Linked DNA regions of Homo sapiens: region 2 is linked to region 1. A link is a contact called in ENCODE POLR2A ChIA-PET data. All regions are on one chromosome and are shown on one strand. The core of a region is the stretch at or near the end of the contact, and the rest is flanking DNA. Distances in the headings are between cores, read along the strand shown. Region 1 overlaps LINC02989 (long intergenic non-protein coding RNA 2989). Region 2 has its middle 120 kb from the start of TEAD1.

Region 1 (5,011 bases), core at 2,512-5,011:
GGTCTCCATCTTCCTTGCAGCACTGCTTTCTGTCCAGCCTCCCTGCATACCCACTTCATCACACAGGGAATGGCAAACACTGAGCTGCTGGGGGAAAGGCCTGCAGGGCCCTTCTGAGCTTTGTCGCCAGCTCTGGGGTCAGCAGGAAAGAATGCAGTGACTGACCAGTGATCACTGCCTCAAGGACCACGAGAAGAGGGGAAAGCCCTGGTATGAATGAGCTTGTACCCTTCACCTCGCTGCGTCTTGGTTTCCTCTTTTACATTTTTCTAAGGATTCTTCAGTATGGATATGAGGAAATATAATTGTCTAATTTCATTAGAGAGTGGATCCAGGCAATGCAAGCCGAGTGCTTTGCCAGTACTAGGTGCGGTGGAGGAAAAAATTAGATTATTCACAGGTTCAAATTGAGATTCTCACCTTATTACTCACACAGAGAGACTAAAGGTATCAATTTCTGCTCTCCCCAGCCAGGCCTACCCACAGGAGCTAGAGATATTCAACTGCCTTATTTAGCTTCACCCAGGCCCAGGAGCTGCTGAAATTAGACCTGGCCTGGTAGTGGGAACCCCATCTGGGCAGTGGGAGAGAAAGGGTTAAGATCTGTGATCATCGCATGTTCTTACTCATAAGTGGAAGCCAAACAATGGGAACACATGGACACAGGGAGGGGAACAACACACACTGGGGCCTGTGGCAGGGCAGGGGGAAGGAGAGCATCAGGTCAAATAGCTAATGCATGCTGGGCTTAATACCTAGGTGATGGGTTGATAGGTGTAGCAAACCACCACGGCACATGTTTACCTATGTAGCAAACCTGCACATTCTGCACATGTATCCTGGAACTTAAAGTAAAACTAAAAAATGTTTAAAATAATTAAAAAGAAAAAGATCTGCGTTTATGACCCAAGGTTCCTGAGAAGGCTCCCTGCCTTGGGCCTCCACCTCTGTTCTCAGCTCCAGCCTTTCCCCAGCCCAATCTGGGTAACTGAGCTTCTGCCCCAGGTTTTCCAGTGAGCAAGAAGTCCCCTTAACCCCATTCAGCTGGGATTCTATGGTCTTGCCAACTTCCCCTATCATTTTTCCTTTTAGACCACGCCCTATTCCTGAATCCAAAACCACTTCCTGCTTCAAAGAGGAAGTTCCTTCAGAAGCCAGATGCTGTTACCCACCTGAAAACAAGTATCTTTGGCAAAAGCCAGAGACTCCTCCTGTCAGAGCCCTGCCCACCTGCCTGAGAGCCCCTGCCAGGTCAGCAGCCAGTATGTTAACCCCCCTGAGGGCCCTAGGCCCCCGCTACTCCTGTCCCGGCAGGTCTCAGAGCTGAGCCCAGAGGGTCACGACAGGAAGAAGGCAGATGCCTTCCATACTGACTAGGTTTTTGGCTTGCTTTGCACCAACATCCTGTCTGCCCTGTTTCCTACTGAGGGCAAACTGGACTGGTTTTTAATTAAACCCATTCCCCCAGAGAGCTTGGGGGAGAGATAGCCTCATAGAATTCCTTCAGTAGTTATCAGAAGGAGACCCCGTGGAGGCAGAGGTTGCAGTGAGCAGAGATCGTGCCACTGCACTCCGGCCTAGGCAACAGAGTAAGACTCCGTCTAAAAAAAAAAAGAAAAAAGAAGGAGCCAGGGTGGGGGGTGGGAACAGGAGAGAGGGAGGGGGGAAAGTGAAGTCACAAGTCCAGAGTGGTTCCTTCCTGGCTGAGCTAATGCCCTAGCAATGCACCTTATGTAATGGGCAACTCACCTGAGCGTCTGAGCCCATAGGAGTGCCAGCCCCTCCCTGTGGTGCCTCCCCTGCAGGGCCCACAGCCACACCCTCAGTGCACACACTCTCCTTCCTATCCATCCACTGATACCTGGGGATGACCTTTGAACGATGTCCAGCAAATCAAGCAAATTAAAGGCAATCACATCCACTGTAATACATCTGCTTGGTAGAACATTTGAACAGAGAAAACATTCCCCAGAGCTCCACCCCTAGAGATAGTTTTTCTTTTATTTTTTTCACCCAGGTTGGAGTGCAGTGGTGCAATCTTGGCTCACTACAACCTCTGCCTCCCAGGCTCAAGCAGTTCTCCCACTTCAGCCTCTCGAGTAGCTGTGACAACAGGTGCATACCACCACACCCGGCTAATTTTTTGTATTTTTGGCAGAGACGAAGTTTTGCCATATTGCCCAGGCTGGTCTCAAATTCCTGAGCTCAGGTCATCCACCTGCCTTAGCCTCCCAAAATGCTGGGATTACAGGTGTGAGCCACAACACCCGGACTTCTAGAGATAGTTTCTATATTCTAGAGATGTTTTTATTTTTATTTATGTTTAACCAAATTAAACTCTTCAGTTCTTCTTTCTGGTGCTTCCTTTGGTCTTTAGCTGAGTCCCTCTCCAAAACTAGAGGCCATAGGGTTGCTGTGGCTTTTCCATCCCCATCATAAAGGGTAGTGCTCCCTCAGTGATTGGTTTCAGGATTCTCCCCAATACAAATCAGGCCTCCAAGAACCATGTCCCCTTCAGAGAGGATTCCTAAGCTTCCTCCTCTTCCTCCTCTTCTTACTGCAAGGGAAATACAAGATCAGTCTGGAATGGGCTTCCAGATTCATACAACCTCCCCCAGGACACAGATTCCGGGAGAGAGAAGAGGAAGGCAGGTTTGGAGCCTCCACCACCACCAGTTTCCCTCACGCCCTCCTCTCTCCCTTCCCCTCTTTCTCAACTTCCTCCTTTCCCTCTCTTCCTTCTATGATCTGTCCCTGCCCCTCTGTCTCCTCTTCCTTTCCTTCCTTCCTCCCTTTTCTCCTCCCTTCCTTAGCAGGCAGCAATGAGCAGGTGGCACTGAACTTAGATTCCACCATCACAGGTGGGTAGATCTTGGCTCACAAGCCTGTCATTGACTAGCTAAGTAGCCCTGATTGGAGGAGTCATTTTATTTCCCTGAGCCTTTGTTTCTCATCTGCAACATGGAGATTTTACTCACCACCGTGGTGCAGACAAAGTAGGACAAAGTATCCTTTAACCCAGGGCTTGACACGTGACACTCATCAAACATTGCTGAGCTCTAATCTGCATCAGGATATGGTAAGTGTCTACTGGGTGCTGGGACAAAAGGTACAGATGGGAGCAAGGCAGAGATCCCTAAACAGACCTCTGTTGTGATCTTTGTTGTAATACATGGTAATTATTTGTTTCCAAAAAGAGGTGGAAGGAGACATAGATAGCTTCTACCGCCAGGCATTCAGGCACCAGCTGTGAAGGCCTTCTGCACATTGAAAAACTCAGAGTAGCCTGGTGGCTGGAATGAAAAGTCAACACCAGTTCCCCCAGCAAAATATTTCTCCATTCAGCCTTTTCGGCTCATTGGTTTGCCTGAAATCAGTTGTTTCTCCCTGGGGAAGCAATCTTTAAAATGGTGAGGAGAGTGTGCATCTGATGTGCCTGCACTTGTGCCTGTGAAACAGGGTAGGCTCAGAGCTCCGTGCAGGCCCATGAAGTCCCCTCAGAGACACCAGTGTTGGGTTGTCATAGGGTCCCAGAAAATGCCTGTCTGCTTCGTGAGATTTAGGCTGGGTGCACAGAGGTTTCACTTGGTGTGCCTGACTTATTTAGGGGCTGCCTGAAGTGCCATGTGAGAAAGGAGGCTGAGGGCGTTGGGTTTGGAGGAAGAGAGCACTAGGGTGGATTAGCAGTATCTGCTGCAAGTGGAATTTGGAGGGGATAGAAATCGTGCGTTCAGCTTATTTGGCATCTCTGGGTTGGCCTCACTTTGGCAGTTGGTTCCTGCTGGCTGGGCTCTGCTCACACGCAGTGAGAGGTCTCTCAGAGGCTCTTTGTTCTGCTGCTGGGGATGCCTTGGGAATGATGCCCTGGGGTGCACTGCCACATCCCACACAAAAGGTCTCCTTAGCTGGAGAGCCTTACCAGGTGCATGGAGGGGAAGACGCGGTACCATAAAGATGAGGATTCCTCTCAAAGTAATATATGCATTGAATGAAATGCCTACTTCAGTAAGGAATTTCCCAAAGCTTTACAAGCTAATTCTAAAATTCACATGGAAGAGAGGCCAGAGAATAGCTTAAATTACTTTGAACAAGGAGGGGAGACTTAGCTGCCAGCTATTAAAATCCATTATTAAGGCACTGATGTTAAAGAATCACCACACAAATAGACAAACAGACATTGGAGCAGAAGACAGGGAACAGAAAGACGCTCATATGTATCTGGATAACATTGACAGGAAAATCAAATTGTAATGTCACATACAGGAGTCTTCATGAAGGTAAGATGTTTAAAAACATTTTTAAAAGTATAAAACATTGTTTAGAAATATACGCCTTTGTAGTAAATGTGTAAAAACACGCATTAGAATGATGAACACCAAATTCCAGAGAAAGGGAATGGATCCCTGTGGGGCACAGAGTGTGCATTAACTATGTTTATGTCTTTAAAGGAAGAAAATATTTGAAGCAGATATGGCAAACGGAGAAGATTCATGAAAGCTGGATGGCCGGCGCATGAGCGTTTGCGGTGTCATACTTTGTTTCCTTATGTTTGAAATATTAGCATGGCTGGGCATGGTGGCTCACGCCTGTGATCCTAGCATTTTGGGAGGCTGAAGCTGGGGGAACACTTGAGGTCAGGAGTTCAAGACTAGCCTGGGCAACATAGTGAGACCTCATCTCCAAAAAAAAAAAAAAAAAAAGAAAGAAAGAAAATGAAACATTAGGGAAAAAAAATCCCCCATGTGCCTGGTCTGCCGGATTCCCCCAGTAGCCTGGTTATGGCTTGGGAGGGGAAAAGGAGGGGTGTTTTTGTCTATTTCTCACATATGACACTCAATGACTTCACAATCATTAATTCATCACCCACTAAGGGTCATGCACTGAGGTACCAAGACTAATGAAGGTCCGGCCCTCCCCAGTGTAGGAGGCAGGTAAATGATCACACTGTGACAAATGCTCAAACGGGGATGTGCTTGCAAAGGCTAGAGACAGCACGGGAGGAAGGAGCAGT
Region 2 (5,011 bases), core at 953-3,452, 460 kb after region 1:
GGGCAGCTGCATCATTTTCTGCTGGTTCTTGGCTATTAGAATGCCTCACGCATTAAGTTCCCAATACAATAATTCACAGATTAAAATGTTGGCCGGGCGTGGTGACTCACACCTGTAATCCCAGCACTTTGGGAGGCCGAGGTGGGCAGATCACGAGGTCAGGAGATCGAGACTATCCTGGCTCACACAGTGAGACCCCATCTCTACTACAAATACAAAAAAATTAGCTGGGCTTGGTGGCGGGCACCTGTAGTCCCAGCTACTTGGGAGGCTGAGGCAGGAGAATGGTGTGAATCCGGGAGGCAGAGTTTGCAGTGAGCCGAGATCGTGCCACTGCACTCCAGCCTGGGTGACAGAGCAAGACTCCATCTCAACAACAACAACAACAAAAGTGTCTCCCCTTCCCTGATGGAATCTGCTGCCAGGGAGAACCCACAGTCAGGGAAGAGGGTGTGGGATGCTGCTTCTCTCTTTACTTTTTTTTTTTTTTTTTGATGCAGAGTCTTGCTCTGTGGCCCAGGCTGGAATGCAGTGGCACAATCTCGGCTCACTACAAGCTCTGCCTCCCAGATTCATGCCATTCTTCTGCCTCAGCCTCCCGAGTAGCTGGGACTACAGGCGCCTGCCACCACACCCGGCTAATTTTTTGTATTTTTTTAGTAAAGACGGGTTTCACCGTGTTAGCCAGGATGGTCTTGATCTCCTGACCTCATGATCCGCCCACCTTGGCCTCCCAAAGTGCTGGGATTACAGGCGTGAGCCACCACACCCAGCCCTCTTTACTTTTTTGATAAGTCTTCCTCAGGTCAGAACCATTGGTGAATCATTCCTGGAATCATTTCCACCATTTTGAATATCAGCCCTTTGTTACCACCAGCCTCTGGTATCTCTGGGCCTCTGCCTCGGGATGAGCCGAAGAACACGGTCTCAGATGCCACAGGCAAAAATGGAAGACACTTGTTGGCCAGCTTTGCTCAAAAGTGTGCTTCTGGACATGCCATGTGGTTCTGGATCCCATGGCTCCACTATGAACCCATACCCCTGTTCTTCACCAACACAGACTGCTGGATGTTGCTGAGGTGTACTCTGCCCAGAGTTCTTTTCCCTTTCTGGGTTAAAGATGCTTTATTCTCTAGAAACAGATCTACTTCCATTCTCCTGGGTGCCCATAATGGGGCAGGGGTCAGGAGTAGGGGCAGTGAGCCACCCATCTGGTCTAGAAAGCCTGTTTTAATTAGAAGAAATACAATAAACATTCCTCCCTAAACTTCAATGCGTCACACTGCAAGTCTCTTAGTGCCCTGGGACTTAGTGTCTGAAATCTTGAACCTCTTAGAGTACATTAAAACTTCCATGTTGAACGCACCCAGAGAGATTTCTCCTTTCTCTTGGGAGCAAAGAGTTTTGGACAACTTCTCAGAATACTTCAGTCTTTGTGTTAATGGCTGGAAGTTCTTTATAAATAAGTGATTTCTGGGGAAACCTCCCCACTAGGCTTCCAGGACCCACAAGGTCTTCAGAGGTTGGGCTCAGAATGAGCATGAATCTAGCCTCTACTGTTTTTTCCACACTCTTTATCTGCCTACTTCTACTTTCTCCCACGTGGGTCTCAGTTTTCTGCCTTTGTTCACTTTAGTTTTTCTTGTCCGAGTCTCTTTTACTCACCTCTAATTAAGGACTCATTTGCTTATGGCCAGTGTCATAGCGAGCACAAGTAGAGGCCTGAGATTCAGGCTACACTGGGTTCAGATCCAGATACTTCCATTTGCCAGCTGTTTGTTTTAAGGTAAGAGACTAAACGTATCTCTTTTGTATACAGGGATAATCATTCCTACCTCATAGGCTGTTGGTTGATTAAATGAGATCTTCTGTGTAGGAAGCTTGTAACAAAGCCTGGCGTATCACTGGATACACAATCCATGTTAGCCAGTAGTTATACCACGCAGCTCACCTAAATAGACTCACTAAGTACTCAATATAGGTTTCTTAAATTGACCTGAAATAAACATTTTCCAGACTTCTGGGTTGCACTGAACAGGTTTCCTCTATCACCCGTATCTAAGTTAAAATTTAAAAACCAGAAGCTTGAAAGTTGAAGAGGGACAGGAAAGAAGGCAATGAAGTCAGCGGTTGCTAGAAGCCTAGACTGCCTTTGGCTCAGTCCAGATTTGAGGGAAACCTGGAATTATTGCAATTTCATCACAGCAGCTGGTCCAAGCTAAACCTGCCAGAACTGCTTAGAGGCCAGATCTGGATTGCAGTGATAGCTGGGCCCTGCTGAGAAGCAAGAAGAAACTATTTATCTGGCATTTTTTTCAACCCCAACCAAGAATTTTCTTTGGCTCAAGATGCTGTTGGGACCGGTTTTCATTTGCATGGAGCTCATTTGAGGACTGGTGCCTCTGACAGCGGAGACTTCTTAGAAAGACTTCCATCTTCCATCCCCCTGCCTCCTTTCCACGTGTGCCTTTCCCATGATTCAGAAATAATTATTCATCCAGGAAAGCTAATCCCTGGGTCTTATTTGTACCTGGATTGTGCCAGAACCTCATGTATAAGTTCTCTCTGATTGAGCTCCACACACAGCCTGTGCAGTCCTGGGCATCAGCAAAGATGGCCACCAAGGAACATTTGCCCTCCTTCCAAACTGGCAACCTCCATCTAACTGAACCCATGTTAACTGATGTGGCACATTTTAATACATTTCACTGTTTCAAGCTGTGGCAGCAAATTAGAGTGGGAATCTTCTTAACAGCTGCTTCTAGAGTGGCTGTCTGAAATCTCTGCATCCTTGACTCTTTTCTGCCAGCGAAAGAAAGATTTGTCTATGTATTATACGTCCTGGAGGGGTTTCATGGCAGTTCTGTCTGGACTAAAATGTCACCATTCTGTATTATTATTACATAGATTCTGCATTTTTTTCTTTTTTTCTTTCTTTTTTTTTTTTTTTTTTGGTAGAGACAGGGTCTCAGTATGTACCCAAGCTGGTCTTGAACTCCTGACCTCAAGTGATCCTCCTGCCTTCGACTCTCAAAGTGCTGGGATCATAGGAATGAGCCACTGTGCCTGGCTCACTTTTCAAATAAGTAGCATTTGAGGGTGGTATCAATATTCCAGGAATAGAATAATGAGATGTTTTTTGAGAAAACATTCAGAATGTATCCAATCAGATCAGCATTTTCTGCTTCAAGCAGTCACCCAATTCCAGTGACATTGCCAGGAGCTGCCTTAAGAAGCCTGTTGTATTTCTTTAGTTTGCCATTCTTTGACTAGAAGTAGTCAAAGCTAAGCACAAGAATGGGCTTTGCTTTATTGTTGTCATGGTGAAAGATTAGAAAAAACTTAAATGTTTATTGATAGGGAAGTGGCTAAATCAATTATGACACATTCAGTCAATGGACTACCACATAATCATTTAAAAAGTATGAGGCAGTTAAGAATGATCAACTACCCAAAGTGATTTATAGATTCAAAGCAGTCCTTATCAAAATTCCAATGGTGTTGTTTACAGAAATAGAAAAAAAAAAACAATACTCACATAGAACCACAAAAGACCCCAAATAACCAAAGTAATCTTAAGAAAGAAGAATAAAATCAGAAGCATCATACTTCCTGATTTTAAACTGTATAACAAAGCTATAGTAATCAAAACAGTGTGGTTCTGGCATAAAAGCAGACACAGACTAATGGAACAGAATAGAGAGACTAGAAACGCATGCATATATGGTCAACTATTATTTGATGAGGGCACCAAGATTACAAAATAGGGAAAGGAAAGTCTCCTCCATAAATAAAGTTAGGAAAGCTAGATATTGATATGCAAAAAAAGAGAAAGAAATAGAATCTTTATCTTACACCAGCACAAAAATTAACTCAAAATGGATTAAAGACTTAAATATAAGACCTGAAATCATAAAACTCCTAGAAAAAATAAAAAAGAACAGAGAAAAAGCTTCTTGACACTGGCCTTAGTAACGATATTTTTACGTATGACACCAAAAGTAAAGGCAACAAAAGCAAAAACAAATAAGTGGGACTACATCAAACAAAAAAATTTCTGCACAGCAAAGGAAACAACAAAATGAAAAGGCAACCTATGGAATGAGCAAAAAATATTTTCAAGTCATATATCTGATAAGGGGTAAATACCTAAAATATACAAGATATTCATGCAACTCAATAGCAAAGAAATCCCAAATAATCTCTTCTAAAAAGTGTTACAAAGAACTTGAATTGATACTTTTCCAAAGGAGACATACAAATGGCTAACAGGTACATGAAAAAGTACTCAGTATCACTAATCATCAGGGACATGCAAGTCAAAACTACAGTGAGATGTCACCTCACACCTGTTAGGATGGCTATTATCAAAAAGATGAAGTAAGTGTTGTTGAGGATGTGGAGGAAGAGGAATCCTTGTATACAGTGGGAGGGAATGTAAATTAGTACAGCCATTATGGAAAACAATATGGAGGTTCCTCAAAAAACTAAAACTAGAACTACCATGTGATCCAGCAATTCCACTTCTGGGTATATATCTGAACGAAGTTAGATCAGTGTCTCTCTGCACTCCTATGTTCGTTGCAGCATTATTCAAATTGCCAAGACATGGAAACAAATGGATAAAGAAAAAGTGGTATATATAGACAATGAAATATTATCCGGCCATAAAGAAGAAAAAAATTCTGCCATTCCTGACAGTGTGGATTAACCTGGAGGGCATTATGTTAAGTGAAATAAGCCAGAAACAGAAAGGCAAATATTGTATGATTCCACTTATATGTGAAATCTGAAAAGGTCAAACTCATACAAACAGAGTAGAAGGATGGTTGCCAAAGGCTGGGGGGGTGGGGGAAATGGGGAGATGTTGGTCAAAGAGTACAAACTTTCAGTTATAAGACGAATACATTGTGGAGGTGTAACATACAACATGGTGACTACAGTTTATACTATTGTATTGTACACTTGAAATTTGCAAGTAGAGTAGTCCATAAGTGTTCTTACCACATAC

What was found. ChIA-PET counts read pairs that join two places held with the same protein, here RNA polymerase II (POLR2A).
Region 2: POLR2A ChIA-PET joins it to region 1 with 12 read pairs in activated CD4-positive, alpha-beta T cell. The contact joins two enhancer-like sites. POLR2A ChIA-PET finds 5 or more read pairs at or near these places in 2 of 52 experiments (MCF 10A and activated CD4-positive, alpha-beta T cell).

What each region holds. Positions count from the first base shown.
Region 1 is chr11:12,089,121-12,094,131 of GRCh38, forward strand. It overlaps LINC02989 (long intergenic non-protein coding RNA 2989), which reads left to right. Exons shown (of 2, transcript NR_186297.1): 2 at 2-321. Among named protein-coding and RNA genes, the nearest start is that of LINC02989, 4.8 kb to the left of the region's middle. RefSeq lists a silencer at 3,102-3,396 and enhancers at 3,289-3,789, 3,790-4,290. Within about 2 kb of position 3,762, at least 7 of the 41 ENCODE cell types and tissues checked have a DNase peak (open chromatin) inside an H3K27ac peak, as active enhancers do.
Region 2 is chr11:12,550,654-12,555,664 of GRCh38, forward strand. No RefSeq gene overlaps it. Among named protein-coding and RNA genes, the nearest start is that of TEAD1, 120 kb to the right of the region's middle. Within about 2 kb of position 2,203, at least 2 of the 41 ENCODE cell types and tissues checked have a DNase peak (open chromatin) inside an H3K27ac peak, as active enhancers do.